Regions from separate parts of the Homo sapiens genome. Here region 1 is linked to region 2. Evidence: chromatin loops called from intact Hi-C (ENCODE). Cell type or tissue: PC-9. All regions are shown on one strand. Each heading gives the region's core, and the rest is flanking DNA. Links, peaks and the distances in the headings are about the cores only.

Region 1 (2,914 bases), core at 166-2,665, 170 kb after region 2:
TGGGATGGACATGGGAGTGAGTCTGCCAGAGGCAGCTGTGTGTGTCACAGCATAGAAGGGGGAATGGCTCAGCTTGAGGGCCAGAGGTTAGAGGCGAGCAGGCATGAGAAGAGGCGGGTCTTGGGTTTTCCTCCAACCAGACTGTAAACTCCTTGAAGGCCAAGACCACATTTTACACTTCTGTCTTTCAGACAGCTGATCACGTGATGAGAGCTCAACACAGAGGCACTGATAGAGTAGTCTCTCTTTACCAGTGATACTGTCCTGATGGCTGCCATGAGACACGTGAATGGTCTCTTTTAAGAACAATGTAAATAAGAGAGGTGTTTTCTAGAATCCGTATAAATCCCACTTGACCTGAAAGATCTGAGAGGCTTATAGTTCTCCATTCCCTCATGTTTCCAGGACCAGCTTCTGGTTTGGCTTGAAATGATGCCTAATATGCTTTTTGTTTTTTTGAGATGGAGTTTCGCTCTTGTTGCCAGGCTGGGGTGCAATGGTGCAATCTTGGCTCACTGCAACCTCCGCCTCCTGGGTTCAAACGATTCTCTTGACTCAGCCTCCTGAGTAGCTGGGATTACACGCGCGTGCCACCATGCCCAGTTAATTATGTACTTTTAGTAGAGGTGGGGTTTCACCATGTTGGCCAGGCTGTTCTTGAACTCCTGACCTCAACTGACCTGCCTGCCTTGGTCTCCCAAAGTGCTGGGATTACACGCATGGGCCACCATGCCTGGCCCCCTCCACCTTTTTTTCTTGACTGGACTCTGGCTTTCACAAACACCTACTTGTAGGGATATGGTCAGTTGCCCTAAAAGAGGATAAAGAAACATCCGAGGCCATGACAAGGTAGCATAGACTCTGTTTTCCAGATACCCATAACTCCAACAATTGGCAGTCAGGGTACTGGATGTTTGATGTGAACAAAGATTTTTATTCTCTTTGAAAGGTACTGATAGAGTAGCACAGTTGAATTGCTTGAATTGGTTTTATGCATGGGCAGATTTCAGATACAGGGCTGTTCATCCAGTAACTTTTACAAGTACCAAATTTATAAAAGAAGAAAAAGAAAAGAAAAAAATCTCCAAAGCTCTGTAATTGTCTGGCACACAATTCTCTTCCACTGTGTCTTCTGAGTATACATTGAATATAATGAAAATAAGTGAGTCAGCTTGAACGATGCGGCTACATCCCTTACAAGGGAGGGGTGATCCCTTCAAGCTTTCTAAACCATCTTGACAGAGACTTTTGCTGCCACTCAGCATTGTTGTTTGTTCTAACAATGCATGCAGGGTAGCCTGTCCCCCACTAAGACAGGTTGGATTCTCTAGAGTTTTCTGTAAAAATTTTAGGAATGCCTTGTGTACATTATGTAAATACCAACAGCCACAACACTTAAGCATGGTAAACACTTACAATTTCATAATTGTGTAGCCACACAACCTGACATTTGTATGAGTCACTTGATAGATAACATCTTCCCCAGTGGTATGAAAGTGAAATAGAAAAGGCATCTTTCAAGGGTTCTCTCTTTGGGCAAAGGTGTGGGGGGAAGAATAAAAATTTAAAAATAAGAATAATTTTGCTGGGCACAGTGGCTCACACCTGTAATCTCAGCACTTTGGGAGGCCAAGGTGGGCATATCACCTGAACTCAGGAGTTCAAGACCAGCCTGGGCAACATGACAAAACCCTGTCTTTACAAAAAATACAAAAGTTAGCCAAGCATGGTGGTGTGTGCCTGTAGTCCCAGCTACTTGGGAGGCTGAGGCAAGAGAATCACTGAGCCTGGGACATGGAGCTTGCAGTGAGCTGAAATCACACCACTGCACTCCAGCCTGGGTGATGGGTGTGAAACCCTGTCTCAAAAAATAAAAATAAAAAAATAATAATTCAGTTCTGTTAGAAATCTAAGGTCTTTCATCTGGATGAAACTTAACATCCACCTAGAGTTGAATATACACAGTGGTTGGTTCTGTTTGAATTTTCTCTCCTTAATTTCTTGGGCCTCCCGTGCCCTGTCTGATTATACAACAGAAATAGTTTGTATGCTGTGTCTGAAACACTCTGCATCTAACAAAGAGTTAATAGACTCTACACTGTTCACCTTGGTCCCAGTTTATCTAGTTTCTGGATGAAAGTGATTGAGTGCACTGTTGATCAATTACAATGGAGAGGTCTCCTACCGTTTGTGCATATACATTTAAAAAAGCCAGGGAGGTCCGAGCGCGGTGGCTCACACCCATAATCCCAGCACTTTGGGAGGCCGAGGTGGGCAGATCACCTGAGGTCGGGAGTTTGAAACCAGCCTGACCAACATGGAGAAACCCCATCTCTACTAAAAATACAAAATTAGCTGGACATGGTGGCACATGCCTGCAATCCCAACTATTTGGGAGGCTGAGGCAGGAGAATCACTTGAACCCGGGAGGCAGAGGTTGCGGTGAGCCAAGACTGCGCCATTGCACTCCAGCCTGGGCAACAGGAGCAAAACTCCATCTCAAAATAAAATAAAATAAGATAAAATAAAATAAAATAAAATAAAATAAAATAAAATAAAATAAAAATAAAATAAAAAGCCAGGGAGAACCTCCTGATGTGATTCCTCTAGCAGGCTTTACACTGGGTCGGGGAAAGAATCTCACTAGAGCTAGTAGCCAAGAAGCCAGAAAACACAATCTTTATAAATATTCATAAATAATGCAAGCTTGATTGTTAATGCATGGAGGGGGCTGGGGTAGAAAAGAAAACTAGAGATTATGTGCTTGAATTCTTAGAAGCTGACTGCTATAGGCATGGCCCCACCAACAGCCATTTACCATCAAAGAGATAAAAGGAAAAGATTCACTCCCTGTGTGTACTCTGCTTTTAGCTCAGATATCACTTCCAGGAAGGCTTCCTTGCCCCCAGATGGC
Region 2 (2,914 bases), core at 305-2,804:
GAATTCATATGCCCCTTTTAAGGACGAGATACTTGAGGCCCAGAAAGCAGAAGAGGGGTGTGCCTGTGACGAGAGCAGGAGCACGGGCGTGGGGGTCTCTCACCTCTCAGTTCGGCACCTCACCCAGGTGCCTGCTGCTCCCCCGATGCTTGGCACTGTCCTACCAGGATGTGCTGCTGACAACTTCTCAGCCTCCCTTTAAAAATAAAGGTGTCTTAGATCTTTCTGATTCTCTGTGCCCAGCAAACTCACTGGAAGCTAAGCCCAGAACAGCCCCTCTTTTACTGAGTGGTAATTCCCTGCAACCTTGAGCTCAACACCTTATTTACATCGCCTCATTTAATCCTCCTGTCACCCGTAAGAGGAGGCACCACATTATTGGCTCCACTTTGCAGAAAAGGAAATGGGCCCTGTCAGGGCAAACCCTGGCCGAGGCCACCAGCAGGTGAATGGAGCTAGGCCTGGTGAACTGCAACCCTGAGCTCTGATGGCAGGTGGGTGTGGAGGGAGGGAACACTCCAACTCCCACTCTCTCGGCTTTGAGGCTCCTCCTTCTTTTGTAGAAACGGTTGTCATTGTGAGCAGAGCAGACTCTGGTTTTGGGGGATCCTCAAAACAGTGGCTGGGAAACAAGGAGCATTATTTATTTATTTATTTATTTATTTATTTATTTATTTATTTATTTTGAGACAGAGTCTTGCTGTGTTGCCCAGGCTGGAGTGTAGTGACGTGATCTTGGCTCACTGCAACCTCCACCTCCCAGGTTCAAGTGATTCTCCTGCTTCAGCCTCCCAAGTAGCTGGGATTACAGGCATGCACCACCATGCCCAGCTAATTTTTTGTATTTTTAGTAGAGACGGGGTTTCACCACGTTGGTCAGGCTGGTCTCGAACTCCTGGCCTCAGGTGATTCACCCGCCTTGGCCTCCCAAAGTGCTGGGATTACAGGTGTGAGCCACCACACCTGGCCTCAAGGAGCTTCTTAGTTTTCAGAGGTGAGACAGTCTCCTCTTCTCAATGGGGAAGTGGGAGGTCCTGCCTGAGGGTGCATCCCAGCTCACAGCCCCCTTGGTAAGAGGTCTCTGAAATCGGCTTCCTGCAGGTAGGAGCAGCTGGAGGAGGAGACAGAGCCATCCTTCCGAGGTGGGAAGTGGTGCCAAGTTATAGGGAAAGTGCGATGTGGGAGAGATGGCGTTACTGACTACTCATGATGTACTAATCCGGAGGGGTGGGAATCGGGGCAAAATGCAGCCATTTCCTGCTTCAGAATTAAGTTTCCCCTTTTTGAAAGCGGCCCAAGCCCCGCTACCCATTCCTTTTGTTGTTGGCTTCCGTAGCTACTCTGCTGGCCCTCTGCCACTCTCACTTATGGGCTTTGTACCTCGAGACAGGCTCTGTGAGTTTACAGGTGGCAGAGGAACAAGATTCTCCTGCCTGTAAGGGAACCAGGGAAAAAGAGCAAAGTGGCCAGGTGGCTTGAGGTGTGCTAACAGATGGAGCGTTTGGTGCCAGGCCCGTTCCCTGGAGAGGCCAGCTGGTCTGGGTGTCAGGTTTCAGTGGGCCTTAGAGCAGGCGGGTCAGCAGCAGAAATGTGCTGGAGGGAGGAAATGCCATTTGCCTGGCCAGTGTTTGCTCGCGTCCTGCAGCCTGACAGCTCAATTTGTTTGCACCCACAGATTTCATGAACAGTGGTTTGACGACGGTTGCTTGGGTCCAGATTACATGGAAACATTTAGAACCTCCCCTGGGATTGCATCCTTATCTCGTAATCATAACTGCTTTCTCAGATTTGTAATAAGGGTTTTCCTGAACCTGCTCACCCCTTCTTATAAGTTACAGCAGTGACATCGCAGTTTTTATGTGTAAACCAGAAGCAAGTTGAACCAAAATAAAGAAAGCAATTTTGTGAACAAATAAGTTCCCCTTGAGAAGCACTGGGAATCAAATGCAAATATCATAAGGGACAGTTAAGAATCTGCTGTTGCTATCTAGGGCTCATGAATCTCCTGATGTGCAGAGAAACCATACATAGCAATCGCTTGACAGCTTTCTGCCAATCTCTTCTGAATTTTCACTGAAGAAACCTCCCCAGAGTCTCAGAGGAAGCAGAGCTGCTGAGATGCTGATTCACTGTGTGAGGCTTAAACTCAGGACGCATTTATACATCCTGTACTCTCAGTGTTTGCATGAAGCTTTTAAACACGGGGCTGGGCAAGACAAGTTTGGGGCAGTGGGCTTTTTCCGTGTGTAGACCTCTGAACCTTTAGGATTATTCTGGCTGTGCAAATTTACTGATACAAATAAATATAGGGACTCTGGCTAGGCTGAGAGAAAACAGATGAGGTATGAATGAAATTTATTTCTGTACAGATGGACTTTTAGTGGAAATTGTGAGGCTCACTCCACTTCCCAAGTGTAGGTCCCAGCCTTCGGTAGACTCTGAATGTCGTTGCACCACTGATGGAGGCAACACCAGAGAGGGGAAGGTCATTGGACTGTAAGCCACCTTGGAAACCCGAGCCTTGGTCTGTTGTCCAGGGCAAGTGGCAGCTTGTACCAGGGAAGGGAGGGGACAGACCTTAATGGAGTTTATCTGCCTGATAGGCATTTGCAGCAATAGAGTGAGTTTGGCTTTGGGTTTTTGTTTGGGCTGATAAAATCTTTCTGTTCACTTCCAAGCTGTTGGGTCGACAGGCTATCCACAGGCTGTGGGATGGGAGAAACTGTGGAGCCATCCAGCTGTGTGGCCAGGAAGGATGGCTAGCCTCTCCCCTGCCAGACTACTCACTGCAGGGACAGGGCAGGCATTTGCCAGGTAAATAACTTTTGCTGGAGGGTTGACATGGAATGGCATGTGCAAGAGAGGCGGTGTGGGACCCATTCCTGTCCCACAGCTGAGATTTTGGAATTGTCTG

The links. Peaks named below come from ENCODE experiments on the same cell type or tissue, not always from the same donor. Only the 100,000 strongest peaks of a DNase experiment are listed, where the experiment ranks them.
Region 1: a loop joins it to region 2, with 7 times the contacts of the local background. A loop is called at or near these places in 3 of 110 quality-filtered maps.

What each region holds. Positions count from the first base shown.
Region 1 is chr2:98,735,099-98,738,012 of GRCh38, reverse strand. All of the region lies in intron 1 of LOC107985922 (a long non-coding RNA gene), which reads right to left. Among named protein-coding and RNA genes, the nearest start is that of MGAT4A, 5.4 kb to the right of the region's middle. In PC-9, for the core only: no CTCF peak of the experiment used is centred there; a DNase peak (open chromatin) is centred at 1,382; H3K27ac peaks cover 1,064 bases.
Region 2 is chr2:98,908,293-98,911,206 of GRCh38, reverse strand. The region is part of intron 1 of CRACDL (CRACD like); the gene reads left to right. Among named protein-coding and RNA genes, the nearest start is that of CRACDL, 26 kb to the left of the region's middle. RefSeq lists an enhancer at 1,048-1,547. In PC-9, for the core only: no CTCF peak of the experiment used is centred there; a DNase peak (open chromatin) is centred at 1,546.